Regions from separate parts of the Homo sapiens genome. Here region 1 is linked to region 2. The links are chromatin loops, found by intact Hi-C in ENCODE. Cell type or tissue: heart left ventricle. All regions are shown on one strand. Links, peaks and the distances in the headings refer to the core of each region. The heading gives the core; the rest is flanking DNA.

The links. Peaks named below come from ENCODE experiments on the same cell type or tissue, not always from the same donor. Only the 100,000 strongest peaks of a DNase experiment are listed, where the experiment ranks them.
Region 1: a loop joins it to region 2, with 1.8 times the contacts of the local background. A loop is called at or near these places in 1 of 110 quality-filtered maps.

What each region holds. Positions count from the first base shown.
Region 1 is chr4:165,778,900-165,794,411 of GRCh38, forward strand. No RefSeq gene overlaps it. Among named protein-coding and RNA genes, the nearest start is that of TLL1, 87 kb to the right of the region's middle. In heart left ventricle, for the core only: no CTCF peak of the experiment used is centred there; no DNase peak of the experiment used is centred there; H3K27ac peaks cover 513 bases.
Region 2 is chr4:165,828,847-165,844,358 of GRCh38, forward strand. No RefSeq gene overlaps it. Among named protein-coding and RNA genes, the nearest start is that of TLL1, 37 kb to the right of the region's middle. In heart left ventricle, for the core only: no CTCF peak of the experiment used is centred there; no DNase peak of the experiment used is centred there.

The sequences.
Region 1 (15,512 bases), core at 3,801-7,800, 51 kb before region 2:
TGACTGTTTGTATAACCGATTGAGGGAGCTCATATTTGCTTATAAACCTTTCTAGTCAGGGATTAATTCTATAGGATTTGGTTATCAAATTATAGACATCTGTTTATTTAACTTTAGCCAGTTCTTTTTATTTGTACCTCCATGAGATTTACAGAATGGAAAGCAAAAACATGAAACTCAATATTATTCAGTAAGTTTTGCCATCATAAACTTGGGTGAAAGACTTGGAAGGTAAGACTTGAAAACCAGTGATGGAAATCTGATTTTATATTACTTGTGTCTTTCACCAATCCAAGTCCAACATACATCTTTTTCTTCACAAATAATGTAGAATTCTTTGTATGTCTTTCTTTCTTTCTTTCTTTCTTTCTTTCTTTCTTTCTTTCTTTCTTTCTTTCTTTCTTTCTTTCTTTTTTTTTTTTTTTTTTGACAGAGTCTCACTCTGTTGCCCAGGCTGGAGTGCTCTCTGCAACCTTCGCCTCCCAGGTTCAAGCGATTCTCCTGCCTCAGCCTCCCAAGTAGCTGGGACTACAGACGTGTGCCACCACGCCCGGCTAATTTTTGTATTTTTAGTAGAGACGGGGTTTTGCCATATTGGCCAAGCTGGTCTCAAACTCCTGATCTCAAGTGATCTGCCCGCCTCAGCCACCCAGAGTGCTGGGATTGCAGGCGTGAGCCACAGCGGAATTATTGGTATATCATATCAACTGATTGTATGGCTGTTATGTGTAGCTCTATTTAATTGCTCTGTGGGAAATACATTAAAGTTCTCTGCACCATCCTTGTTACTTAAGCTATGATCTGTGGTGAATGCATCGTGGGCACCTCTGGGATATCATTTGCAAGAGTTTGAGCTAGAATTTATTTTATTTGTTTTCAAGTACATGAATTTACACTTTTGGAATTAAATCATCCTGTCCATCTTCCTTCATTTTAAGATTACATATACAATTTGTCTCCTATTTTATTCATCACAGTACATGCGAACATGACAGACCTTTCAGTAACTAAGTCGGAGACAAAATATACATATAGATTTGTGTTGTGTGTACATGTCAGTGTCAGTGTATCAGATGGAATTATGTTTTAGATATCCAGTGTTGCTTTTGATTCATTGACTGATAGTTTTGAGCATATTCTCGCATCTCTGCCTTGCATCAGCTAGAATTCTTGCATCAGCCAGAATGCTTTCTCCTCAAGTATCCTGAAGTCCACTTAAATTGGCTAAACAATAAGGAAATGCACTAACTTTTATATAACAGGACTTCAAAAGGCCAGGCACCTTTCCAGGTTGATTCAGTGCTCCCCAAGGTCATTAAAGACCCAAGTTCTTTCCACTGCTTGTGTCTGACACCCTAACTTTTAGCTTCTCCTAAAGTGCCGGGAAGCTGTCTGTATCTGTTCCAGGTATCACTTATGCACATGAAAATGTCAGGAGGAAGGAAAGGAATGACTTTTAACATGACTCTCTTCTAACAGAGAAAGAATGTTTCTCAGGAGTCAGATATTCTTCTTGTCTCATTGGCAGAATGGAGCAAACTGCCCACTCCTGAATCAGTCATTGGCAATGAGGTCGGGGTCATTCTTAGAACAGTCATTCCTGCTCTTAGAGCAGGGAGTGTGGTCAGTCTCCACGGAAGCACGCAGATGACTGTGGGAAGATTCTATTAGGAAAAGAAAGGGAGGAATTGATAATGGGTAGGCAAACAAGTGTCAACTACATCATTAAAATATTTGATTTATTTCTTTAGACAGCAGATTGTTATAGGGAACACATATAATCTCAAAATTAAAACTTCTCATGTATATTCTTAATACATATTTTGAGATGGACAGTACCTGAACTGCTAACTTTCTTGCTATATGATTGGAAAGGAGTTTTAGGACTTAAAGAAGGCATCATTGGTCACTCAAAGAATTTTGCAATAAATCAAATCATGGGAGTGAAACACCAAAAATATATTAGCACTTCTGAGCATTGCTTTCACTTTCCAGGCAAGTGTTCAACCGAAACTAAAAACCTTATTTTGTAAATAGAGTATTAATGCTTCAGGAGGAGAGATAAGGCAGCCATTATTAAAGGTGTGGTCACAGTTGTTTCAGGTTATTAACATTCCTCAAAGCTTGCATTAGAAAATAGTTTAGAAAATGTGTCCTAATCTTCTGGATGACAATATATTAACAACAACAACAACAACAGCAAAGCAGAAAAGTCAAGGGAAAGTAAATATATATATCCAGATAATGTAATAATGTATGTGTATATATACAAACACATTACCTATATACCTCCAGACAATGGAATAAAGTACAGCCTTTAAAATCACATTTTAAAGAATACCAAATGACATAGAGGAAAATGTACAATGTAGTATTAATTAAAAAGCAGGATCAAAAGAAAACTCATATTATGATCTCGTCAGTAAACTAATTAGAAAGATGCAAAAAATTTTAATTTTTTTCTCTATGCATGCTATGGCTTCTAAAATTTTAACAGCTGTGATAGATTGTATTGTTACCATGTGTTCTCTGCCCTCCATGTCACATAATTGTACTTTTGCACTCTATCTCTCAGGTAGGTGACTTGTTTTGCTCAATTGTGAGTGAAGTGATTTCTGCCATGTCTGAGTAAAAGCTCAAGAACCACCCTGAGGCTCTGTTCTTGCTTCTCTTCTAACTGCTATGAGCTCAGTGTGTCCAGAAACGGGTCATTCATGACTGTGGACCCCTGAATTAACAACACACATGGAGATCACATGCAATGTAGACAAGAAATAAACCATGGTTGTTAGAAGCCATTGGCTTTTATTGTTGTTAGAAGCCATTGGCTATTTCTTACCTCAGCATAACCTAGCAAAAGTTGCATAATAAGGAAATTTATAAACTTTTGTGTTCAATTCAGAAAAATAATAAATAATATAAATATCATACCATGCAAATCAATTTTATTTAAAAATCACATCATAAACACTTTCAGGAGGAGGAACATGAATATGCGGTGCCCTCTGGAGCTCAGGTAGAGTAAAAGGAAGAGGACTTGTTCTAAGCCCGTTTGCACACTTTTACTGTGCAGTGCTGGAGTTTTCTTTTTGGGATTAACGTCCTTGATTCATCTGGTTTCGCTCTTCCTTGTGAATGCTTCCACTGTCCATAATCAATTATAGATAATCCAGCAAAATACTTAGATAACTTCTATATTTACTTCCTCACTTGGCATCCCTCCTTCTCCTCTTCTACCCACTTTAGTGTCTAACCATCAAACGTTTTTGATAATGTCCTGTCAGGTCAAATGGTCATACTTAGTCCTCATCTCTTTGGCTTCTTTTAGCCCTTGAGTCAGGTGTGCACCCCTGTTTTTATTGAAACTTCTCCTCGCTGGGTCCATGTGGCACCATGATATTTTGTCTCTTCCTATGTTGCTGGGACCACTCCTCTTTGTCTGTTCACCTGGCATTTCCTTATTTTCGCTTCCCTTACACTCATGTGTGCTTTTAGCTTTTTTCTTTCTCCTTTTATTTTTCTGACAATAGCTTCTTTGCCACACTTATCCATTCATTTCAGAGATGTATAGAGGAATGAGCCATGTATTTGTGAGTTGCTTTCATCTATTTTACTGGGAAACAGTGGCATAGCTCTTGGTACATAAATCCCTCAGAAGGCTGTATTGCATCTCTAAGATTAGTATAACATTACACCACTGGAATTAAATCAGTCTTCATTCACTAGTGAACAATGTTCTCATGGGTGAAATTACTCTAAAAATGATCCCATGAGAGTTTTAATATCTAATCTTATTTTCTGGGTTCTTTTCACCTATGATATACAATTGCTATTTCTTATAAACAAACTACTCAATAAGAAACATTACTGATCTTGGCAAGATATAATAAGTTATGTAACTGCTTGGGATTCCAAATAGGAATTCATGGACTGTTATATCCACATAGAAAGAGAGCCAAAATTGAAGTTAATGATTTTATAGGGGCCACAACAACAACACATATGCTGAGAGATATTTCTTTTGAGTGAAGCAATGGAAGCTCCTATAAAACTGCCTTTTCCCAGTCACTCTATTGGAAACTAATTAATAATTTTTTCCATTTTAAGCATTTTTGAAGAAATAACATCTTTACTTATAGTCAGAAAAATTCATATTCTCATTGAAATTATTTAGTGTGATTATCCATCTTCACATACAACTCTGTCCTTGAGAGATGAAATGTATCATGCTTTTAACGACCTCTAGAGAAAAAGATTTCAGAGCTTACTTTTGGTGACTTATTCCAATGACTAAATCCCTTCAGGAAATTATTTTTCATCTAACCTCAGTACTTCATAATATGCTTAAATGTTTCCTTTTACTATGTCCTTGCTGAAAATGTCTATAAAATAACTGTAAACTGGAAACCCATTTTAAAAAATTACTCCTTGCCCACTTTCTTTAATTCAACTCCAGTCTTGGAAAAAAAAAAGTCTTAAATCATTTCTGAGATACTCTGAATGCTTTCCAAATAAGGTGCCCATTTTATCTTTAATTTTAAAAATTTTGCATATACAAATTTATTTTTCTTTTTACAGTTTTATAGTTCAGAGTATTTGATATTGTTTTAAATAGAATATATGCTATTATAAGATATAAGCATTTAACTAGACTTTAAAAATGCTTTTTTAACAACTGAACCTCCCGTCAAGTTTACACCAATAACTGTCAAAACAAAAAGATGGTCTAAGACTCTTTTTGTGCTGTTAATTCTTTTTAACTTCCTGACTTTTGTGGCTGTTGTTACTCTTAGGCAGGATTATCACGGTGTAACATAAATAAGAGATTAACTTTACAGTCACTCTCCATTCACCATAAAACTCCTTGACCTACTCAAGTCCAGTAGGGTCAGCGTTTTCTTTGGCCAGCTTGAGTGGTTGGCTTTGGGACTGTGGGGCTCACGCCATGGAATACTGTCAGCACAAGGGATATCCTTTGGAAAATAACAAAAACTCACTCTCTCACTTTTTTTTTTTCCTTTGCCTACAAACCCAGGGAAACTCTCATTCCTCAATTCATTAATGACAAAGAGTCTAAAGAAGTTTGTAAGGACAAAGAAAAGCTCTGCTAATTAACCATTGTAATGTAATCATAATCAAGATTTACTAAGTACTTTTTGTGCCAGGTAGCACATAGATTGCACAAAAGACAGTTTCTGCTGACAAGTTTTCTGCCAGCCCTGGGTCTCAAGCCTCAACAGTTTGACGATTTGTGCCAAAGGCTTCTGATTAATTAGGAAAATTCAACAAGCGTTTATGAAAATGCCACCCTCCCCACCCAAGTCATTTAGATATAAGGTAGTGTTTTCCTGTTATATTTCCAGTAAACAAAAGGATATTGGTTGATTGTTGGAGGGGAGTTGATTGTAACCTTTTGGCTCTAAATAAATAATAAGCCTGTGTCTTAATTTCATTTAATGGCTTGGAATTCCTAAGCTATGGAGTTCGTGAGAGAAGCAGAGGAAGTACACACATTAAAAAAAAAAAAAAAAAAAAAAAAAAAAAAAAAAAAAAAACAGGGAAAGAGACCTGTTGAACCCCAAGTGGCTTCCTTTTCCCAGCATTAATTTGCAGGTGGACTAAATCCACAGCCACTCCTCATGACAAACAGATGAACTGAATAATTTCCAGTTGTCTCTCATGCTGTCTTTGAGCCTGGGAGCAGGTTGTACATACCCTCAACTGAATCAATGAGGGGAGCAGTGTTGAGGGGCTTTGGACTAAACGAGATTAGAATTACTGAGAAGTTGATAGAGACGGATGTTTTCAGTTACAATTTTAACTAGACATAATGGCTTCCCCACAGGAAAGTTCATGAATCCATAAACCTAGTCCAGTGCTCCCTTACAGGAAAGGAGCTGTTTATTAGTGTGGTCCATGCCACCTGCTCAGCTATCAAATGCACATTTGTTCTCTTGGGAACAGTAGGGTGGAGTAGTTACTAGAAACAGGGCTGGGAGCCAGCAGTATTCCACTTCCAAATTCTGGCTGACTCCTCTAGTGACCTCTGTCTAGTCCCTTCAATAAAGCTAACCACTGCTTATTTCAAACTGAAGCCAGATGGGTAGTGTCTTGGGAAATATCCACACTTCACTGGGATTTCTTTGCCACAGGATTCATTCAAAATTATCCTTGTAATCAACAAATATTTATTGAATATCTTCTATTAACATGCATTAATAAATGAGTCAAAGGGGCATGCTATACCTGGATTTACATGATGTGATTCTAAAAACCAATTTCTTTTTAGAAAGATTGTTGTGTACACTGTTTTGTAAAGCATGGGATTTTTGAGGAAGAATTTATGTAAATTCATCGATCTATCTAAGATTTCTATAAGATTTCTATAAATTGAATTAGCCCTGTAGCAGTTATTAGGTGTGGTCCATAGCATACAAAATTAATTTTAAAGATAAACATCAGTGACAAAACAGAGCACAATTTTTTTCCCCTACAAAGAATCAGGATGCTAACATACAAATTCTTTTTTATTGTTGCTATTAGAACAGAGGGAAAAAAAGGTCCCCGACCTTGGAACCCTATGTTTGTGCAATTAGAATCATGCGGGTGAACAATAACAAAATATTCTCCCCACCCTCTGAAGGGGGTGACAGCTCCTGGGCACAGTGATACTCCATAAACAGCCCAAGTGGCAGAACATCCCTAGCAGCAGAATCCACTGGCTGCTTCCCAATCTGAATGTTTTTGTACTATCCTTGACTTCTACAGTTGGCAGAGAGAGGGAAAAAAATGTTTCAGAAAGTAGAGATGTTGAAGGGATGGATGTCCAGAAATGGAAGATGGGGAAAGAGAAATGTTTCTCTCACACTTTGTGATGCATCGGAAACAATAACGTGGTCACTTTAGAGATCCCAAATGTTTTAGAAGTGCAGAAGGTAACAAAAACCTCCTGATATTTCAAAATGCAAATCACCCAGCTTCATCTCTTTTTAAGAACCTTCGCATTACTGTAGGGTACAAATAGAGAAACAAGTACAACTACAGTCCCAGCGAAACATACTCAGACTCTCATAAAAACTCCACTGGTGAAAACAGTTACTCGAAGAAGCCAAGTTAATCCTGTGCCTGAGTCCTCCGAGTCCTGCTAAGACAGCTCTGGCCAGTGACATTCACCCATAGTGCATTCCTCTCGGCCCACCTGCTGCCGTAGGATCCTAGTTTTTCAAGCCCTCAATGAAGTAAAGAGCTAGAGTTGAAGATGGAAGGCAACATACAGCTAGAAGCACAAAACATGAGCATATACTGTTGGCCAGAGTCTTTCAGCAGCTGGTTTTTCTATGACTCAGTTCCCCATTCTAAGAACGAGTCTACCAGAAATATTTTCTTATCACAAATATCTTATTGACAGCCTCAGGCAAAGCAAATGAGAAATAAGCCAGAAAGAAATAGGTCTGAATTGATCCCAAAGAGAAACTAGCCTTTTCCAGTCATGTATCAGGGATTTGCATGGTAGATGTAGGTCATCTGAGAGGGCTCTAAGCTCTGCCCTATGAACACAATGCTTTCTTTTCCTGGTTTTGCATATGTAACATCATTGTCCTCAGAAGTCATCAAGTCCCCATTAGCTTGATGGGATGTAGTAATCAGCTGGGGTTGCCATAACAAAATAAAAGCCACCCAAAATGGGTGGCTTTAATGACAGAAATTTACTTTCTCAAAGTTTAGGAAGCTAAAAGTCCAGGATGAAGGTGTCAGTACAACGGGGTTCTTGTAAGCTCTCTCTTCTTGACTTGCAGATGGCTGCCTTCTTGTCTCTGTGGTCTCTGAAAGAGAGATATCTGGTGTCTCTTCTTTTTCTTAGAAGGACATCGATCCTATTGGTCGGAGTCCCATTCTTATGACTTAATTTACTCTTAATGATCTCTTTAAAGGTCTTATCTCTAACCTGGCTGTGGTGGTGCACACCTATAATCCCAGAGACTGAGGCAGAAAAATTGCTTAAGCCTAGGAATTTGAGACTGGCCTGGGCAATAAGCAAGACCCCATCTCAAAAACAGAATGAAAGTTTTAAAAGGCCCTATTTCCAAATAGTTTCATTGAAGGTTAGAGCTTCAAAACATGGGTTTTGGGGGGACAGAATTCAACCCAAAGCAAATGATAAATATTGATTAGTAATTATTAATCAGTCATATGCACAGAGCACTCATATTGTCCAATTAAATTACTAATACTAGCTAATATTGTGTAGATTAACTGAATTAATAAAATAAGCCAATTGAAACTTAGCAGAAAACATCTCATTTTATGCCATAGGCAAATAAAACAGGAGACACTTTACAGAATTTTTTTAGAGCCAAATAAATTAGTCTGAAATCCCAGTTCTGCCACTCATTAGCTATAAGGACTTGGGCAAGCAGCTTAACCATTTTGAACCCCAGATCTTCTTTATGGGTTAGTTAAGGATTGAAATAAAGTACTTTATATTAAGTGTTCAGTGCCTGACATACATTATACACTCAGTAAATGGAAATTAATATTATGAATTATCATTTCTATTATGCCAATGTAAATATCAAAATTGAACTAACTTCATTAGCAAGTGGACATCTGTCAGACTTCTATGGTACATTAAGTGTTTTGTATGCTTCTTACTTTCAAGTAGAAATTTTCCTGGTCTGCACTGGGGTTATAATTCAATGTCAATGTTTTTCTCTCTGGTGATAACCAAAGCTCTCAAAGAGCTTAGTAACTTGCCTCAGGCACAGAGACAGGCAAAGGGCACGTTTCCCACATAGTCCCAGGTGTCTTCTTGAGAAAAAAGTACCAGTCAGTGGTTACCACAGAGCAAGTGATTTTGATGGGTCTTTGATTATGATACCTTATATCATCTTGGTTATACACCAGGGGCACGAGTATCATTCTTAGGTCAAAAATACTACCTCAAACCACAGAGCAGCATTTGCTTATAAATAAGAGTGAAGATGGAAGTTTTGTTTTCAGATATAAACCTTTCATTTCTTGGCCACACTGTCTTCAGTGTATTTTGGGCCTTATGAGCAAAGCAGTAGAAGATTTTGTTGTGATTATTTTTTAAATTACTACTCCTTACAGAGCTTTTGACATTTATAAGCAATTCAGTTCTTTCCTAAACCTGATTTTATAGATTTTTCTAGGTTTGGCACGGCCCTTGCTTCTTGGCACAGCAGTATGTTACTATTTTTAAAGATGAGCATGACAGTGTAGATAATGAAATGGAAACGTAGAGCCAAAACAAAGTTTGGATTCAACTGGAAGAACCAAGAGGTTGACATTCAAATGTCAATGGATTCCCCTAACTCATCTTTCATGTGCTTGTTTATTTATTTATTTGCATTTTAAGATTTACTTTAAAGTCTGGGTTGCTATCACATTAAGCAATATCAATTTAATTTCTATCACAGTGAATATTAACAAGTGCTTTTATTATAATTTCAGTTGCCTCCTAATGATTTTATCCTTGAAAGTAGCTTTTATTTTATGCTGTTCAAGTACTTATCTCCAGTCATCCTTCCTCTTCATAAAACACTTAAGAACAGGAGAGATTGTAAAACCTTTTATTAGATAAAAGGATGGTAGCTGTTATTACATAAAATTCAAGAAAATATTTTAATTTCTCATTTGCTGTTACAGTCTTGATATCCATATTTGATTTTTCTGAAGTTAAACTTCATCTCAGCTTAATCCCTCCAAGTGGCATGATTATTTTAATACCTTACTTGATAATACTCCCATAGCCATATTTTTCCTCTCCTAAACCTGAAAAGGTTAACAGTTGTATCTGAAGGTTTACCTGTTTCACACTCAGGCAATTTAGTTTCTAAAAAGAGAGAATTAAGTATCAGATCCTTTCAAAATGTATGCAGTACAATTTTGGCTGGTCATTTTTGAGAGACCAAGAAAAATGCTGTCAGCCATAATGCTAAATTTGGAAGTGCAATGTCGTGCCAGCAAGTATTTTAGCAAGGCTGATGCTATACTTGGGAATTTGTCAAGTACATCAGTAATATTTCATAGCACATTTGGCTGTGTGCAAAGTTGATACAGAATTTACTCTTCATTCTCACTATGAGAAATACCACACATTTATAAATGTATTAGGGTGACTTCCTTCATTCTGTTCTTCTGTTTATTTTTAGGGTGCTTATTAAGGAAGTACCTAAGCTTCTTTTAAAATGTCATATCTTCACTAATGTCATGTGATTTTATTCACCCACAGAAACTTAAGTTGTATTCAGATAACTAATGGAAAAATAAATAATTTAATCTGGACACTTGGACAGCTAATCTTGTTGGGTAACCCAGCTATAGTCTGGTGCAATGAAGATATTCTCCAGTTGGCTAGCTGTGAAACCCACTCAACTCCCTCTCTCCTGTCACCAGCTATTACTCTTCCAGAGCCTTCGGTGAGGACAATGGCAAATGCGCAAGGCTAATTGATTATGTCTGTGGTGAAAATATACCCACTGGGGAAGACTTTCTACTGCTTGTAAAGACTCAAAATTCTGGAGCTCAGAAGGACCTTGGAAAAACAATTCTGACTTCTTGGAGAATTTCTTGCAGCAAAAGGCACTGAGTCTCAGAAGAGTCAAGACTTGACTTGTCAGACACAACCCTCATCTAGGAACCCCAACAAGTCAAGTCTCAGATTGACTGAGGCATGACCTAGTTGTCATGTGTTGCCATTGCATCCTGGTACCTCTTGCCCCAAACAGGTTATTTTTATTCCTACATTGATAAAGTGCTATGATAATTTGTGGGTATTTGTTGATGCTTAGCCTTTTGTGTTTTGACACTAACGATTGAAAAGAGAAGAGTGGTAGTCCAAGCTACCTTCCACAGATGAAGAGACTTCAGTTTTGGAGAAGAGATTACCTTGTAAGGGGAGGCCATTTTGTCCCCCTTAATAACCAGAAGTCTTAGATCAGAGGCCTCAGACACCATCCTCATCTAGGAACCCCCAAAATGACGTCAGGACACTCCCTAACATGCTCAATTTGGATACCAGGAAAGCAGGATGGGGGGTCCTGACTGCCCAGTCCAAGAGTGGCAAGGAGGAGGTGACAGCATTCAGCTGTTGGCCAGGCAGCTAGGCCCTTCCAAGTCACTTTCACTACTAATATTGGTGATTAACATTTTTTGGTGCACTTTACACATTTTAAGCCCTAACACAACCCCATGATCACTGTCATTCTTATTTCACAGAGAACTGAATAACGTGTCCAAAGTCATACAGCATGTAGAGACAGACATCAGAAATTGAAATGCGGAAAGCCCAATTTCTGAGCCCAAGCTTTTAACTGTTTCTCCACCCCTTGCCTCCTCCCTACAGAATTTAGTGGCATCAAAGGTCATGTTCTAAGTAACAGCGATGAATATCTTTTATGTTTTGGCATCTCTCATAATAGGGAAAGAAGTCTTTCATATGTTTATTTCAAAATTATGAGAACACTTTTAACTAAACAAACTACTTCTTTTATAACTTTATAAAATTTAGGCAAATCCTCAGTTTACAGTACATTATAATCATTGGTCCATGTAGGAATCCATCTTTTACTTAACAAGTTTAAGATTCTATAATGACTATATGGGGGCCTATCAGTCAATTTAAGAACTAGGATGTTACCACTAATTTATAACTACATGGGCTCAGCTAATTTTTACATGTTTTTGTAGAGATGAGGTCTCACTGTGTTGCCCAGGCTGGTCTTGAAATCCTGGGCTCAAGCAATCCTCCTGCCTTGGCCTCCCAAAGTGTGGGATTACAGGCCTGAGCCACCGGGCCCCTCCGAGAGTAATAATCGCTACCTCGAATGTTATTTATTTTGTTTTTAGAAAGTGTTTTTATCATATATATGATAAAATATCTTAAATCTTACATCTTTTTGAGGTTTAAATAATATATTGTGTGTAATCTTACAGTAATGGATGTATGGATATAGCTGTAGTTCATTCATTTTTACTTCTGAAAAAATTTAATTCTAAACATACTAAAATTTATTTATCCGCTCTAATGATGGATATCTGGGTTATTTCCAGGTTTTAATGTTTTACTAATATGGTGATATAAATATCCTTGCAGTCTTCTGGTGCACATATGTCTCCCTAGGTATAAACCTAGTAGGACAGGCACTGCTAGGTTGAGAATATGCAAATATTAAAATTTACAGGATAATGCCACACGTGTTTTCAAAGTGGTTGTACCAATTTATACTCACACTAATAATATATAATTAATACTAACAATTAAATGGTAGATCATTAAGCTTAAATTTAAATTTCTTTAATTTCTAATATTGGTTCTATGCATTTACTTTTAGAATAAATATTCCGATCTTTCCCATTCTTCTACTTTTTTTTTCTTTTTGCCTTTTTTCTTATTCATTTGTAGGAATTCAGTATATAGTCTATAGCAGTTATCCTTTGATGGTTATTTGTATCGCAAAATTATTATAGCTATTGTTTTATTGCCTTTTTGAACATTTCCTTTGTTGAACAGATATTCTTAGTTTTCATGTAGTTTAATTTGTCCATCATTAAAGACGTACTTGAAGTATATTGCAGGTTCAATTTCACACCACCACAATAAAGCAAATGTCACAATAAAGTGAGTTACATAAATGTTTTCATTTCCTAGTACATTTAAACATTATGTTTACACTATTTTGTAGTCTATTAAGTGTGGATAGCATTATGTCTAAAAAAATGTGCTTTTGTTAATTACCAAATATTTTATTGCTAAAACATGCTAATGATCATCTGAGATTTCGGAGAGTCATAATCTTTTTGCTAATGGAGTGTCTTGTCTTGATGTTGATAGCTGTTGACTGATAAGGGTGGTGGTTGCTGAAGGTTGGGGTGACTGTGGCAGTTGCTTAAATTAAGACAACAGTGAAGTTTGCTGCATCAAGTGACTCTTCCTTTCATGAAAAATTTCTCTGTAGCATGTGATGATGTTTAAAAACATTTTACTCACAGCAGATCTTCTTTCAAAATTGGAGTCAATTCTTTCAAGCCCTGTGGCTGCCTTATCAATTAAGTGTAGGTAAAAATCTTGAGGTGTCATTTCAACAGTGTTCACAGCATCTTCACCAGGAGCAGATTTCATTTCAAGAGATCACTTTCTTTGCTCATTTATAGGAAGCAACTCCTCGTCCACTTAAGTTTTATCATGAGATTGCAGCAATTCAGTCACATCTTCAGTCTTCAATTTCACTTCACACTTGCAGCATGTCTTTAATTATGATCTTTAATTCTAGTTCTCTTGCTATTTCTACCATATCTGCAGTTACTTCCTCCATGAAAAATCTTGAACCCCTCAAAGTAATCCATTTGAGTTGGAATCAACGTCTTTCAAACTCCTGTTAATGCTGATATTTTGATCTGCTCCCATGAGTCACAATGTTCTTAGTGGCATCTGGAATGGTAAATTCTTTTCAAAAGGTTTACGATGTACTTTGCTCAGGTCCAAATGCATCAGAAGAATCACTATCTATGGCAGTCATAGCCACACAAAATGTATTTCTTAACTAATAAGACTTGAAAGTTGAAATGATTCCTTGATCCACGGGCTGCAGAATAAATATTGTGTTAGCAAGCATGGAAACAAAATAAATCACCTTGTATATTTCTTTCAGAGTTCTCGAGTGCCCAGATACATTGTCAATGAGCAGTAATATTTTGAGAAAAAATATGTTTTTCTTAGCAGTAGATGCCAACAGTGGGCTTAAAATAGCTCATAAACCATGGTGTAAACAGATACGCTGTTATTGAGATTTGTTTGTTCCATTTATAGAACACAGGCAGAGTAGATTTAGCATAATTCCTAAGGGTCTTAGAATTTTTAGAATGGTAAATGAACATGGGCTTCAACTTAAAATCATCAGCTACATTAGTTCCTAACAAGAGAGTCAGTCTGTCTTTTGAAGCTTTGAAGTCAGGTATTGTCTTCTCTCCTATAGCTATGAAAGTCCTGGACGGCGTCTTCTTCCAATAGAAGGCTGCTTCATTGACGCTGAAAATCTGTTGTTTAATGTAGCCACCACTGTCAATTGTCTTAGCTAGCTTTTTTGGATAACTTACTGCAGCTTCTACATCAGCACTTACTGTTTTCACTTTGTACTTTTATGTTATAGAGATGCTTTTTTCCCTTAATCCTCATGAACCAACTACCTCGGCTAGCTTCAGATTATTCTCCCACAGCTTCGTCACCTATCTCAGCTTTCATAGACTTGAACAAAATTGGGGCTTTGCTCTGTATTTGGAATTAAATTTTTTTTTATTTTTATTGTATTGGGTTTTGACTTAAGGAAATGTTGTGGCCGGTTTGATCTTCTATCCAGGCCACTAAAACTTTCTCCAACTCAGCAATAGGGCTACTTTGCTTTCTTATCATTTATATGTTCACTGGAGTTGCACTTTTAATTTCCTTCAGGAATTTTTCCTTTGCATTCACAAGCTAACTATTTGGCACAAGAGTTAGCTTTTGGCCTGTTTCAGTTTTGGCATGCCTTCCTTACTAAGTTTTATCATTTCTAGCTTTTGATTTCAAATAAGAGATGTGCAACTCTTCTTTTCATTTGAACATTTAGAAACCATTGTAGGATTCTTAGTTGGCCTAATTTTAATATTGTTGTGTCTCAAGGAATAGGGAGGCCTGAGGAGAGGGAGAGAGATGGAGGAATGGCCAGTCGATGGAGCAGTTAGGACACAAACAACATTTATTGGTTAAGTTCACTGTCTATATGGGCGTGGTTCATGATGTCCCAAAGCCATTACAACAGTTAACATCAAAGATTACTGATCACAGATCATCATAGCAGATATAATAATAATGAAAAAGATTCAAATATTGTGAGAATTACCAAAATGTGACACAGAGACATGGAGTGAGCACATGCTGTTAGAAAAATGGTGCAGTTAGACTTGTTTGACTCAGGGTTGCCATAAACCTTCAATTTGTAAAAGCCATAATATCTGCGAAACACAATAAAGTGAAATTCAATAAAACGGGGTATGCCTTTATTTTTATTCAGAAATTTTACATGAATTTTTATAGCTTATTTAAGGTTGGATTTAAGACCTGATGTGTATTCTTTAAAAAATTTTTAAGGTTTTGATTTTGATATGTATTTAACTCTTTTATCCATCTGGAGTTAATTTTATGTAAGCTGTGTGGTAAGGATATAATCTCATTTGCTCCCCCTTACCACTAACTACTTTTCCTAGCTTGTATTTACTATATTGATTTACCATGATACCTCTGACAATATTAATATTCCTTTTGTATGTGGGTCTGTTTGGGGGTCTCTAGTCTCTTGCACTGATAAGTTTATCTGTCTCTACATCTATTGTACAATAACTTAATTACTATCATTTTACTATAAGGCTTACTGTATTGTAGGAAGTCCCTATTTCATTTATTTAAATAAACATAGATTGGCAATATTTAGCTATTTGCTTTTCCATATAATTTT
Region 2 (15,512 bases), core at 4,448-8,447:
GCCACAAAAAACTCGTGACAAGTGCTGGTCAGAATAGTGTACAACAAAGACACATTTTCCTTTCTAGAAGTAGCAAGGCATTGCCTAAATTGTTCCTTTTAGAAATAGTTTTATTGCATATTATCTTCAAATGTTGTGAGAGTAAACACCTCAAAAGTAATGTTTTGTTACCCATGTCATTTGTCTATTTCTTTCTCTTCTCTATCTTTTCATTGAATGTCAATTAGGCTATTCCCTAGACTGTAAGTGTGAAAATCTTCCTCGAGGATAGGATTCTGGCCAAGTGCCACCTTCTTAAGCATGCTCTGACATGTTCTAAAATGCCTTCTGATCTACCAAGTCTTTGAGTTCATTTCGTGAGAAGTATTGCTCTCTTTTATGTTTGTTTCTTAATTTATCTTTCATAGGCCCTTCAGGACATATTGTTCATTAGACCATGACTGAAAATAATGTGATTTCTGGTATAATTATATATTTTTTCACATGCTATGTTTAATGTCCTTTAAAGAGCATAAAGAAGTGCTCCAAGTCTTTCTTTGTTTTTTTTTCTTTCTCATCTCTTTATATCTTATGTCTTCTTCCAAGCATAATATAAACAGGCTGAAAATTGAGTCAAGTATTAATAACATCCAATAATAATAAGGTAATGCTATCATTGTTAGGGTTTTTTGTTTTGATTGTGTTCTCAAATCCTCCATCTTTTATAACTAGTTTCTATTGCCAAATGTAACTTATGTGTTTGTGTATATGTGTGTAGATATATTTAATGGAGACATAAACAGAAATGTTAGTACCATTCAAATGCCCATTGATGTAATCCACATAAGATAACCTAATAAATCTGAGAAAAAAAAATAGGAAGAAAAAAATCCATTACAGTGTCTCATCAGGATCATCATTTATCTGTTGAACATAAGGAATTATTTAAGTCATAGCATCTATCTTGTCCTTCTTCATGTCCTTCTCCAAAATATTTATTCAGTTTACTTTGCGCTTAGTAAAACTTAAAAACACAATTTGAATTGTATCCGCTTGGCAATAAATACCAAAAGGAAGAAATTTGGATTACTAATTGCAAACTACCAGCCAAACCTAAATTTAATAGACAGGGTTGTTTCTGTGAGTTTTGTTTGCTCCAAGTTGGTTTGTGGGGACAAGCCAAATAGAAATGAAATATCCATTGTTGATAAAAATAAAACATTTATCTAAAAATGGAGGCAAATAGAAAACTCAAAGAAAGGTTATATTTCAAGTGACTAAACTATCAGACCAAGTCACACTGTCCCATGCTGTGATCAGCAAGAAGATAAGGTCTTCACCATCTGTTCTCTGGGGGTCTTGAGTTTAAATCTCAATGGGAGACTACTGCAGGATGCCAGGGGAAAGGAAAAGGTAATTTGGAAATTTTGCATTTTTTATGCCAAAGCAATAAGGATTCTTACATATATTTATTTATAAGAACAGATAGCATTCCATCCCAACACTAATATTAAACAGGCTACGATTTAATAAAATATGGAGATCCATTTCAGCTTACACTGTATGTTTCAATTTTCACTTACAATGTCTGGGATATACCATGTACACACAAAATAGGTATCAACAATTATACTTAACACTGTTTAGTTTGTCTAACCATAATGCTGTTGGATTAACAGTGTTCTAATTGGAATTGGCTGATCAACTTTAAAAGTATTTTAAACTTCATCAAATGTGATCCTATATTTTTTCCTCATGTCTGATGATGGGAGGAGAGTTCACAATCAGGTTGAAGTCACTTTAGTACTAAAGCAAAGCAAACACACTTTTAGATGTGATGTGAAATAACCTCAGAGATGCTGGCATCTGGTGCTATCTAGACTATAATACAGCAGAGTGATGTGGTTGCAGTGGTTTTTACAGGTACTCGAGAGGAGAGAGTGCATACATCAGGTTCTTTGCATCATGTCTATTTTAGTTTTCTATTATTTCTCCTGGTTTCCTGGGGAGACAGCATTTATGTCTCAAAAAAAATCTTCAATACTGAAAGCATTTATGGAAAGCATAAATAACATTTTCTTTCTCAAAACAATAAATGCCCTCAAAATGCAAAAGCCTACTCCTCTTTTCCTCTTCTTTCACAACTCACATCCCTCTCCTACCTCCATGCTACAAGTAGTCATTTCATAACAAATAAAATGATTGTGTCTAGACAACTATGTTGGATGTTTAAAGAAAGTGTTTATTGTCTGTACCACCCAGCACATCATGCAGTCCCTTATACAAAGACCCTAAAGGAAAGGTCTAATCTTTCCTTTGTCCTGAACACTGCAACCAAAACAACCTTAGTTTGGTAGTTCCTTGGTCAAAGCCTTATTTCTGCACTGCCTACTATATTTAGTACATTCCTCCATATCTGCGGGGGATTGGTTTCAGGCCCCCTCCTTGGATACCTAGGCTTTCATATAATATGTATTTGCATAGAACCTACACACATTCTCTCGTATACTTTAAATCATCTCTAGATTACTTATAATACCTAATACAATGTAAATGCTACACAAGTAGTTGTTATACTCTATTGGGTTTTTTTTTCATTATTTTTTAGGGTCATATGGTTATTTTTATCTATTTTTTTCCCAAATATTTTCAACCGGTGGTTGTTTGAATCTGTGAATATGGAACCCAATGGATATGGAGGCTGACTGCACAGACATTCAAGGCCTTCACAGTCTGGCTTCACTCGATCTCTCCCAGGCTATTCTAACTTTTCACAGACAATTCTCCTGCCAGTCACGCATCATTACTGTAACAAGTTATGGCTTATCCTTCCTTTGTGATTTTGCTCAAATTTGTTCTTCCTGGAATGTCCTTAGGACCTTTCTAACAGTTCTGGTGATTGGCGTTCTAAAAATTTTTCAAGGCCTAGGCCAAATACCACTTCATCCATGAAGACTTACCAAATCCCAAATGAGAAAAGATTTCTCCTTTTTAAATATTTTTAACTATCTTTTCTTTCCTCGTAACTTTCATTTTAGGTCCAGTGGGTACATGAACAGGTTTGTCATGTGGGTAAATTAGGTGTCCTGCAGGCTTGGTGTACAGATTATTTTGTCACCCAGGTAATGAGCGTAAGTAGTTTTTCAACCCTCACCTTCCTCCCATCCTCCACCCTCAAGTAGGCCCCGGTGTCTATTTTTCTTTCTTTGAGTCCATGTGCACTCAATGTTTAGCTCCCACTTGTGAATGAGAACATCCAGTATTTGATTTTCTGTTCCTGAGTTAATACACTTAGGATAAGCAAATTTCCATGTTGCTGCAAAGGACGTGATTTTGATCTTTTTTTATGGCTGTGTAGTATTCCACTGTGTTGTAACTATCTTTTAGCATTTATCTTGTGCAATAGTATTACAGTAAACCATACATAACTAATTTCATTAAAACAAGTTGGCCAGGTGCTGTGGCTCACGCCTGTAATCCCAGCACTTTGGGAGGCCAAGGCAGTCGGATCATGAGGTCAGGAGTTCAAGACATGCCTGGCCAAGATGGTGAAACCCCGTTTCTACTAAAAATACAAAAATTAGCTGGGCATGGTGGCAGATGCCTGTAATCCCAGCTACTTGGGAGGCTGAGGCAGGGAATTACTTGAACCAGGGAGGCGGAGGTTGCAGTGAGCCAAGATCGTGCCATTGCACTCCAGTCTGGGTGATAGAGTGAGACTCCATCTCAAAAAGAAAAAAAAAAAAGTTATTCCATTCATCTTAACCAATTGTTTTCTATTACCTTGCATACTCCTTTATGAGAAAGAACTCAATGATTATTAAACTGAATTTTCTAAAGATGAAATAGATGTTGCTTGTGAGGTTCTAGTGCTAAAAGTATAGAGGGCAATCCTGGTTTCTTGTCTTGGTTGTCATTCATTCATTCTTCCAGCAAATATTTATCAAGTGCTTGCATGCCACTTTGTGAAGCAATAGGGATACAAGAATCAATAAAATAGATGTGGTCACTCCTTTTATGGAGCAACCCTCTCTGGATTTACAGATTTTATAGGATTTCAGTTTCTTTATCTATAAAATAAAAAGTTTATACAATTTCAAAGGCTACTTCCAATTTGAAAATTATGAAGACTCACAAGCAGGACACACTTTGTAAGATTAAATATCTATATTAGAGACATGAACTAAGTTATGCATTATACAGAGTTTTATATTATATGTATGTTTTTTCACACATACCATGTCATAAAACATGGTAATTATAAAACTTGGAGTTTGGGGGGTGGAAAACTCACTTGCTATTTAGGTGTGGTAGTCAAAGACATTATCAGACATTTCCTACATCTTTTTGAGGTTTTGGATAAAAATGCTACCCTTCCTTTTAGGAATCAAGAATTTAGATGATGTTCAAAGATGGGGAAATTTGCATATTATCCTTTTTTGTTGTTGTTGGGTGTCTGTATTCTTTCTAGTCATCAGGTCAACTTCACTATCATGTTAAAGTCCTTTTCTGGTATGTATTTTACAAATAGCACTGGGAACGTTTCTGGTAGAAAATAGGGTAATGTTCTTGATATAGTGGGATCTGATTTAGCTCTTAAATCACTTATTTCAAGTAGAAGTTACATGTCACCAAGTCTTCAACTGAGGAGACTTTGTAAATTTTCTTCACGCTTTCTTTTTTTTAATTTTTTACTATACTTTAAGTTCTAGGGTACGTATGCACAACCTGCAGGTTTGTTACATATGTATACATGTGCCATGTTGGTGTGCTGCACCCACTAACTCATCATTTCTTTTACAGGTGACAGTGTCTACCACCTTGGATGTGGTTAGAAATACCCTGCAGCAATGAGATTTTCTTTAGCCACTTAATCTTGCTGTGTAATATAATGACAGTTAATCCTTTTAAATCTTTTAAAACACTTTACAATGGGAAGACACAATGCATTTCTAGCTATGTGTTAATGCTGATTTCCCCATTGTTCAAAAACCTTTAGATGACTTCAATACATTAAAAATGAATAAAATTATTATTTTGAGAGCCCGTATTCTTAGAACTAGGCAAGATGAAGAATGAAGATCCAGAAATGTGATATCATGATTATTTTATATTGGAGGAATGTCTTTGGGGAGAGCTAACTTTGCTTTTGATTGGGTAATCTGGACATAGCTTATTCTCGGTGGAAGTGATGTAAAGTAGCTAAAGAAAAAAAGTGAAAAGGGTAAAATGGAAGAATTACTTAAAATCAAAATAAGATCAAGATAATAATTACATTGTTATCAGTTAAATATAGTACTTACACTATTAGGAGAAATGACCAGACTGAATGAAGGGTGAATATAGGTTTATTCAGATGTGAATGTGCTGTCCAGGCCCACTATCCCATCGCAATTCAGTAAAATCATACTCTCAAAGGAGAGTGATTTGTTATATTTGTGAACAGGTGGCAGCTTCATCTATTCAGAGACCAATTATGTAAAGCAGCATGAGAATAACCAGGGTGCCAATGTTGGCAGAGAGAGAGGGAGGGAGAGAGAAGAGAACAAATCTGTCACATGTTACAAAAGCAATAGTGATTTAACTCTTGAACAAGGAAGATTCTTGAAAATAGAACCAGTGAAATAATTCCCTGCACAAGTGTCTATCATGTGAAATCCCTCTGAGTACCCGGTAGTGATACTATTAGTGCAGGTAGTAGGAATGAAGCTTACCTCCATTATATTTCAATGATATTTTGCTTTAAAGTATGTTACTGGAACTCATTTTGAAGAATGCTGACCCTTAATATATTAGACTAGGTGTTAAAATTAGGAAAATACTAACAGATCAGAGCCCTGACTGCGTTGTACCTTCCTTATTTAGGGTTAAAACATAGTTCATCAGTAGCCCACCAAAGCTACTATTTATATGCGAATGTATCTGCTTAATAAATATTCACCATTTATGTATGTATTTATTTATTTATTTATTTATTTATTTGAGACAGGGTCTGTGTCAACCAGGCTGGAGTGCAGTGGCTCAATCCTAGCTTGCTGCAGCTTCAAACTCCTGGGCCGAAGTGATCCTCCTGTCTCAGCCTCCTGAGTAGCTGGGACTACAGGTGCACATGCCACCACACTCAGCTAAATTTTATATTTTTTTTGTGGAGACAGAAGTCTCACTATTGTTCAGACTTGTCTCAAACTCCCGGTATCAGGAGATTCTCCTGCCTTGGCCTCTGGAAGTGTTGGGATCACAGACGTGAGCCGTCACACTCAGCCAAATTTGCTTATTGAATTAATTACTTATCTCCTGGAAAAGTTGGGAGAAGAGCCGCTAGAGAAATAAGGAACAAGTTTAGTTTAATGTGTAGATGGTACAATTATCAGAAAAGATGCTGGGAGATTGAGGAATTCCTAGGAAATAGGTGCAGGGTGAACAAATGAGACTTTGAGTGAAGCTGCCTTCAGTTAGAGGAAGAAGTCAACTGTTTCCCAGAGTCAACAATGACTGGATCTGCACACAACTAAAAAAAATCTTTCTATATTTTTTCTTGGTAAAGGCTGTTTATATTAAACTTTGTACGTTTTGGTGGGGAATTAATTTATTTCATTGTCTAATAATTTTCCCACAAGCCCAAAGCTGAGATGATGAAAAGCTACTATTATTTGTTAAGCCTGGAAATGACTTAAAGAATGGTAAACAAGTTAGAATTGTAAAGGTATTTAGATAATTGAGCTTTGACCTAACTTTTTTTTTTTCTAGTTGCAAAGCTTTCCTTCAGGAAGCAAAAATATGAGCAATGATCAAAACACTGTTTGTTGTGAATGTTGGGTAAATAATGAAGTTTCTCCATTTTGAAGAAAGTATTTATTTCAATATTTGTCTGGGATTCAAATTCTCTACTAAATATATTGGTTTCATACAGTCAGCATCACTGGATTTTGGCCAACATGACATGACCACATAGGATATTTAAAATGTATCAGGAATCCTTCTGTTTGAGTTCATCTTGACTTTGCTGTGATGTTGTGTGTAATCATGAGCTTCTAGGTTTGGGAAAAAAATTGAGTTTCTCATGGAAAATTTTTTGTGACGTGAGCGCTATAATTGCAAACTTCTCTGATGACAAATAGTTTCTTCTGGCATTTGGGAATGAGGTACAGCTGAGTCTGGGAATAAACATCCAGGTGCACCTATCTAAACACGTCATTAGCCTGCCTGAGAAGTCTTCAGGGTGATCTGCATTAACTGAGTGTCTTTCTGTTGTAGCTAGTGTTGACTAGCTCCTTAAGGTCTTACGTGTCTTTAAGCTTAGGTTGATGGCCCCTGGTTAAATCTCCTTTACTATATAGATGTTTACACATCGTTTAGATTATGGCCTACATTCAAGTTTAATTTGCCTGTCTCTGAATGAATCAAAATTTCTAACTATATTTGGCTTACATTTAGATGTATTTTTTGTAACTTCTGTTGTCTCAGCTTCATGTTTGCTTTTCCACGATGCTTACCAGAAGTCTCCCCATGTGGTTGTTTCTACATAATTCGGGATAAATCCCTAAGATCTATTAGAGATATAGCAGAGGAAATGTACAGAATTGAGAATGTGAGAATAGAATGTTTTTCAGTTTTTAGAAGTTAGATTAGTCAGATAGGAATGATTAAAACAGCCTTTTTAATCTGCCTACAAAATTAGTTGGAGTGGAAAGCAAGCTAAAAACCTTTGGGGTTTGTAATATCTGTTAATTTAGTATTATTTATAAATTTAATTAAAGTGCTGCTTACCTTTTTAGGCAGATTTAAATACAATTAGGCTGTTCTCATCCCTCTGACAGCACCTAATTATCCCCTCATTTTTCATTACCTATTATTAAGCCTGCACTCCAGTTGTTTTTACCCATCGTTGATGGTTTAGACAATATGCCTTCTTTTTTTCAAGTCTTTTTTATCTTTCCATTATGTTCCATTTCAAATAATTCATCTTTAGTTACATATGCCAATCTCCAGTCTACCAGTTTGTTAATATGCAGACCACGAATTCATTTGAATTCTGTGCATACTAGAAAACTATTCTAATGCAAAAAACAAACAAACAAAAAAACCAGCAGCAAATACCTGTTATAAATATGTTTTGTTTGTCTATTTACTTATTTTGAGACAGTGTTTCGCTCTTGTTGCCCAGGCTGGAGTGCAATGACACGGTCTCGGCTCATTGCAACCTCCGCCTCCTGGGTTCAAGTGATTCTCCTGCTTGAGTAGCTGGGACTACAGGCGTCCACCACCACGCCCAGCTAATTTTTTTGTATTTTTAGTAGAGACAGGGGACAGGGTTTCACCGTGTTAGAAAGGATGGTCTCGATCCCCTGACCTCGTGATCTGCCCGCCTCGGCCTCCCAAAGTGCTGGGATTACAGGCTTGAGCCACTGCGCCCGTCCCAAACTGTCTTAATGTCTCATGAAATACAATCAAGACCTCTGTACAGCTCAGGTTAGGTTGTCTAGCTGGAGTCTGTGACAGGCATGAACATTTAGATTTAACATACTCTCTTTTGTAAATACAAAGAATGACAATGAGTATGTTGGTAAGAGAAAACTTTGCTAGGGATTTAAACATATTCAGGATTGCATGGATAATATTATATATGCTAACCCTTTTATCTTGTCAAGTAAGTTTTGTGCATATACAAATAACATTTTCCCATCATTCTATACATGAAAAGTATCTCTTTTCTTATACTATGGATACCCTTCCCTATAAAAATTAATTGCATGGAGAATCCAAAACAGTCTTTTTCAACTTATTAGACAACAATGGAATATAAAAAGACATATATTACGGCATTTTTATCAGGAATAAAGGACAATTTCCACAAAGTAAAACAACAATTTTTCTCAAGCTGAGGAATCTCATTTATCAAAGAACCAAGGATCTAGTGAGCCATGAACTAAACATATCAATGTCTGAAAATTCAGTAACTAGATCTATTTTAAAAATTACATAGTTAAAAAAATTACATTCTAGATGATATCCAGGATTTTTAAGCATACTATGATTTCTTACAGATCTGAACTATAGCTCACTTTCAAATTCAGTCTCATCTTCAAGTTGCCCTCCAAACACAAAATTTAACTGAACTCCATTACCCATTCATTTCTCATAATTATTTATAGCTGCAGATATGGGAGAGCACACATTTCCAATGTCTGCATTTCCACAATTTATACTTAGCCTCCTCTCCAACTTTTCATTTTTCTTTATTTTCCTTTTTTTTTTAAACAGAGTCTCACTCTGTCACCAGGCTGGAGTGAGTGCAGTGGCATGATCTCAGCTCACTGTAACCTCTGCCTCCCGGGTTCAAGGGATTCTCCTGCCTCAGCCTCCTGAGTAGCTGGGACTACACTACTAATATAATTTTTGTATATTTAGTAGAGATGGGGTTTCACCATGTTGGCCAGGATGGTCTCAATCTCTTGACCTCATGATCCGCCTGCTTCTGCCTCACAAAGTGCTGGGATTACAGGAGGGAGCCACCACGCCCAGCCCATTTTTCTTTTTTAACAGCAACAACTATAATAACAATACCCCTCCATTATGGGAAAACATATACATATTGTGATATGGTATATATGTCTGTGGGGTACACACACACAGTGTCCTAAGATGTTTCTATTCATGAGCTTTTTTTGTGTATATATATTTCTTGCCCTTTTTTCACCAGACATCTAAAACTCTCAGAAAGTGAAAGACTGATTTAACAAATTATTTTATTTACTGCACACTAGAGCTCCATCTCATAATTAAACACACTTTCAGTTCATTGAAATGAGACAATGCCTTTACTCAGTCTGGAGAGGATATACTATCATGGAAAGCAGCCAGTTGATTCTGCCAGAGAATTCTAACTCCACAGTCATTGGAAATTTCTCACATAGAGATACCAGTATCCCTGGTAAGGACAATGATGACCTGGCTTAAAAAAAAATGCTAGCTGTGATTGGTCAGATTTGGAATATATCAAGCTGTTTACAAATTGTTCTACTAATATATCTTCCATGAGTATAATTGGGAAGGAAGTTACGCAGGCTAATAGAAGTTTCCAGGATTTCCCTGTTCTCCTTTGTTTGGCCTTTGCCTCCATATTTATTATTTTTTTAGTTGCTCTGACTCCTGCCTAAGACTTTTTTTAAATGTAATTGAAAATTCTCAATGTGAAAATCTTGGATTGTTAGATTTGCTTCTAATTCCCTTTTTTAATTTACTTCTCTGTGTCAAGATAAAATGAAATTATACATAATTGTATTTATGAAGTCTTTTATATTTTATTTTCTCACCCTAGGATTTACCTCCATTCTTCTTTCTGTAGTTTAAGATGATTACACCCTTTTATTTTCCACAATCTCTCCCTTTTCTAGGCCAAAAGAACGATGCTTTTTCTTAAGTTGTTCATGAAATAATCACCCGTTCTTTACTATCATTATATTAATAACAATAATTTCTATTTTTGCATCACTTAATATATATGAAGCTAAATGTTTTGTGTTACTTCCTTCAACCTCCAAAGTAACCCTTTCATGTGGACGCCGTTTTAAGATGGCAACACTGAGGCACAGAGCATAAGCCATCCACCCCACATTTTTGGTTGCTCTCCAATTCACCTATTCGTTGGTTCGATTTTTGCCAAAGCTCTCTTTTAAACAATGATTCTCTACCTCTGCAGCTGTCTGGGGCTCCTTTCCTTTGCTGGCTGTCCTCTATCTTTTTCCTGCACTGACTTTTCCTGACATGATTCTGTAGTTATGCTTAGTTCCTTCCAAATCCCCTTTCCACTTAACTGATGAGGTGCGTGTGTGTGTGTTTTGTTTTGTTTTGTTTTTCATCTCATACATCCTCAGCATTATCTGGGTATCCACACTAAATCTGGAAGTACACAAGGCCCCATTTACAGGTGTGTTATTAGATCACAAGATAACTGGAAGCTGGGAAATTAGTCATAATGAGTGTTTCTGTCAGTAGAGGGCAGGAAAGCATGTTCCCTCCGTCATGATCAAGTTGATTACGACCGCCTGGAATTCTTGCTGGGACACAAGGCAAAAACAACAAATCATTATTTGATTCATCCTTTTGGCCAATTAGAGTTGTGTTCCACTGAAAATGTTTGTTATATATGAGTCTTCCCTCTTGTTTGGTAAATGGTGGGAATAGGGTGAAGAGAGGGGAAGTAAGTTCATTTTGTTGTCTTTCCCTTCCTCCAAACCTGGTGTGAAATTCCACTTGGCATAGTCTCTAAAGTTTGGCCCGAGTAGCACACACAATGATACATAGTGTATACAGGAAGCAAAATTCAACAGAGCACCTTTGGCTACCACCCATGCTTATACAAAAGAGGAAATGGGCCATTATCCCACTCTCTACTTGCTGAACTTTGGCTACCATTGCTGTGAGGACAATATTTATCCTCATCTCACTTCATTCAAACTACTGTATTGTTTTCAAGACACAGTGAGAGGCAACAGGAACAAGACCCAAGCAAAACAAAAACCTTACCTACCACAGCCAGACAGCAAGTAAGACTAAGAGAAAATAACTTTACTAAATCAGGTATACTTAAACCTTGCTGGCATTTGGAGACAAGGTAGTTTATAACACAGGAGTGGATAAACCACCAAGATTTACTTCCTCAAGGCATTTAAAGTTTCTCACATCCTAGGATTTATAAAGGGAAAGGACATTAGGAGTTGTCTAATTATTAGACAGTTTATCGATTTTACAGATGTTCAGAATACAGAAGTACAGAAATTCAGATTCAAAAGGATAAAATCCATTACTCAGTGCTAGGAGCTAACAAGAGACAGAAGCAAGACCTGGACCAGGGTCTCTGGATGCTGAGACTAACATCGTTCACACATCTTCCATGCTTCCATATTGCTCTCCAGAGTAAGTGACAGGCAGTCTGAGTAGCTACAGGATGTAGTCACCTTTTGCTTATCCACATTTAACATATCCCATTAGTAAATTTTCTACCACAAAATTCTAATCCTGTGCTAATCTCCATGATGGGGCGCACATCATACCACCTCCAACCCCAACTAACATTATTTCATTGTAACAAAATATTATAATTAATATACTCTTTCAGCAGAAATACAGAAGGATTATTTCTGTCTGGAGGAAATTGAGGGAGCTCTCATGGAGTCTTTAGCTCAGGATTCAAGAAGAGAGGAAGTTTAACAGAATAAGAAAGAAGGGAAACATGAACTGAGTCAATATTTTGTGTGCTTAAAGTCTAGGACGATGGCCAGCCCATTGTAGGTGTTAATTAGAAAAAGGCAAGGTTGTAAAAAACTACCTTACTGGAGGAAGGGAAGAAAGGGGGAGAAATACAGACAGAGATAGGATTACTAAAGGGGGTGGAGGGAGAGAGAACATATGAGAGAGAGAGAAAGAAAAGAGAGAGGGGTGAAGAAAGAGGAGGAGGAGGAGGAGATGCAAGGGAGAAGAGAGGGAGGGGGAGGTCACTGAAGAGAGAAGACAAGAGAAACAACAAAAAATCCAGAATGTTGTGGCAGAGGGAAAAAGCAGCTATTTCAATCATTGGTGACAGAATCACTCTTAGTGAGAAAACCGTATGGTTTATTAGTATATTTGTGTATTATCAAACATTTTGTTGGGTTACTTCAGTGTGAAATTATTGACTCTGTGAGACTAGTTTCTAGAAGGAGCTGGCATAACAGTATATTCAAAAGTAGGTATAGTTACACTGCCTTAAAAAGAGAGAAAAAAATCACAAGAGGTATTAGACAAGAAAAAATATCTTAGAGGAATCCAAAGTTTAATTTATATGATAAAGTCAATGGAGAACTGAGCAATGACAAAAAAATAGTATTGCAGTGACATTTCAGTTCTGTTTATATGTCTAACAATATTATAAAATGCAGCAATAACAATGACATCAAATTAGTATTATTTAAATTCCCATATAACCAAAGACACTCAATCATATTTAGCTCACATCTAGGATTAGAAGGCAGAAAAACGTCATTCACATACTGAATGCTTGTACTATTGAATCACAACTATAGTGTCTCATGTGCCTATGAGCAGCAAACAGTTGTTTCCGTGGGATTGTACAATACGGCATGATATGCAGGACTTTTAAAATCCATCATAATAAATTCTAACAGAAGCTCTTTGAATTTAAAACACTGTGTGCAAATAACCTTCTCTGTAACTCTTAGTTTATTTAACCACAAAATGAAGATTATAATGCTTACACGTTGCTTTTCTGAGAACTAAATCAAGTAAATTATGGGAAGCATCTTGTGCAATTCCTGGTATACACAGGGTATGTTCAAGTGTTTCCTCTTGCCTGTCTAATCTAAAAACTGATATTCATTTTTTTCCTATATGGAGAAAAACATAATACAAAAGACTCATGAAATTGTTACCTAGTAAATGTAGGCTGGAGAAGTATTCTTCAATCTTTAAGAAAATACAATCGTATCTAGTATTAAAAAAATCAATGCCAAACATCCAGCTAACTTGGTGCTGCATAAATCCTCAGGTTATTTTTCTGAATGATCCCATAGTCATTGGGCACTAATGCAATTTTCTTTGTGACTAAGAAATTTTGCCCTTGAATTAATGCACCTAATCAGTGTAAGCAACTGCCAGGAGGGACAAACATAAGCAAATGTAAAGCCGGCAAAGTACCTGGTAACCCGATGTCGTAGCTTACCTCTCTTTCCAAATGAAATAGATTCTAAATACACGGGCTTATATTGGCCTATTGCTCATTCTTTGTAAAATCGTGAGCAAGAAAGCACTAAAAATAGATTCAGATCCTATGTAGGAGGTTTCTCTGTTAAATGGATATTTCACAAAATGTTGGCTCCTCCCCATCTCTACTCCCCACCAAAAAAATAAAAAAATAAAAAGAATAAGAAAGCCTCCTCTGCTAATATTTACCTGAGTTTTTTTTTCTGACTATTAATTCAGCTTAGGTGAATGGAATGGATCATCAGCAGGTTAATGTCACACAAGGGCACTCTAGATCTCTGAATACACTTCCATCACTGTCAAGGAATAATAAATGCCCTCATGGAAAGTGACATTTTTGCTGTCTTGACTGTTTTTATTCTAAACTCAATTGTCTGAAGGACAGAAAAAGATTGTCTGATTTCTCACTATGGGAGAACATGTAATGTTAAATATTTTATTGACAATTTTGTAGATTACATTTCTGGTTAGTTACCATTCTAAGAGAAACTAAACTCATAATACCATGTGTGTCCATTGGATCAAGACCCCTGTAAAATTCATACCTCTTTTTATTTGTGTAAAGGTTTATAATGAAAAATCAATAATGGTAACAATAACCATATTGAAAATGCTATACAACTAACCTAATAGGTTTTCTCCTCTGTATTTTTTCAAGTGTGAGTGATAGTGAAATAGTGTGTATGTGTTCAAATGCCTTGGTTTAGGCTTACTAAGCCTCCTCTAAACAAATAAGGTTGGAAAATGAGAGCCACGATAAATGTGAAAGAAAAAATGAAAGTTATTATTGATGGGATAGAGGAATTCAAAATATACCTTTTGGATCACGGTTTGACTTCCTGTTATCATTCTCAGAACTACTTAGATAAAGAAACACAGTCTTCCACATCTCACATAGCATATGCCTCACTGCAAACCAGGACTAAACACCTTCTCTGTTAGAACCATTCAACTCGGAACCAATTAGTTCACTTTTTCTCCCAGAAGCAATACACCTCTATTATGGGAAAGCTCCACTCTTGTTAGCATGATGTCTGCGCCACTTACAGCGTTCATGCTGGTCTCCAGCACCTTCTGCACCTCCGAGTTCCCTTTCCTAGTGCCGCACTATCCAGGATTACCCAATAAGTAAACTGTGCTATGCCAGGAGCAAGAGCAAAGCACGGGTACCATTTTTAAAATTTGATATTTGCTATTTCAAAAAAAATTAAAAAGTTTTATTTTTGGAAACATAAAATATTTGATGAATATGTTGAAAATTAGTTTGGGGTGAGTATTCACATTTAGTATTTTCAGGCCTTCATCTAGCCCAGTTCCTGCTCCTGAATGCTAGAGAAGCACTTGACTCCCTCACTTCAATCTTAAGTCCTATTCAGAACGCTCTGTTCTTTTGTTGACACCCCATTGTATCCTCTTCCTAGCATGCAAGCCCTTCTGCCTCCCATTATTGCCTTTTAAAAAATTTACACTGGATTCCAGCTAATTAAAATAGAAAGATTTATTTGTATTATATTTTAATTAATTTTATATACGCATTGCTTGAAAAATACTTTCCTTCCTACATAGACATTTTTGAAACATTTCTCAATCAAATTTTAAAAATTTCCTAATAATGTAACTTCTGTGCATCCTTTTTCTTTAATGTGAAAAACATCAAGCCTGTTTTCTGACTTGTGTCTGGCCCAATGAATAAAACCATGTTTGACTCTGCACTCTAATTAATGGAGTTCATTTTCCGGCCAGGTCTCTATTGGCAGCCCAGGATGGATCAGAGC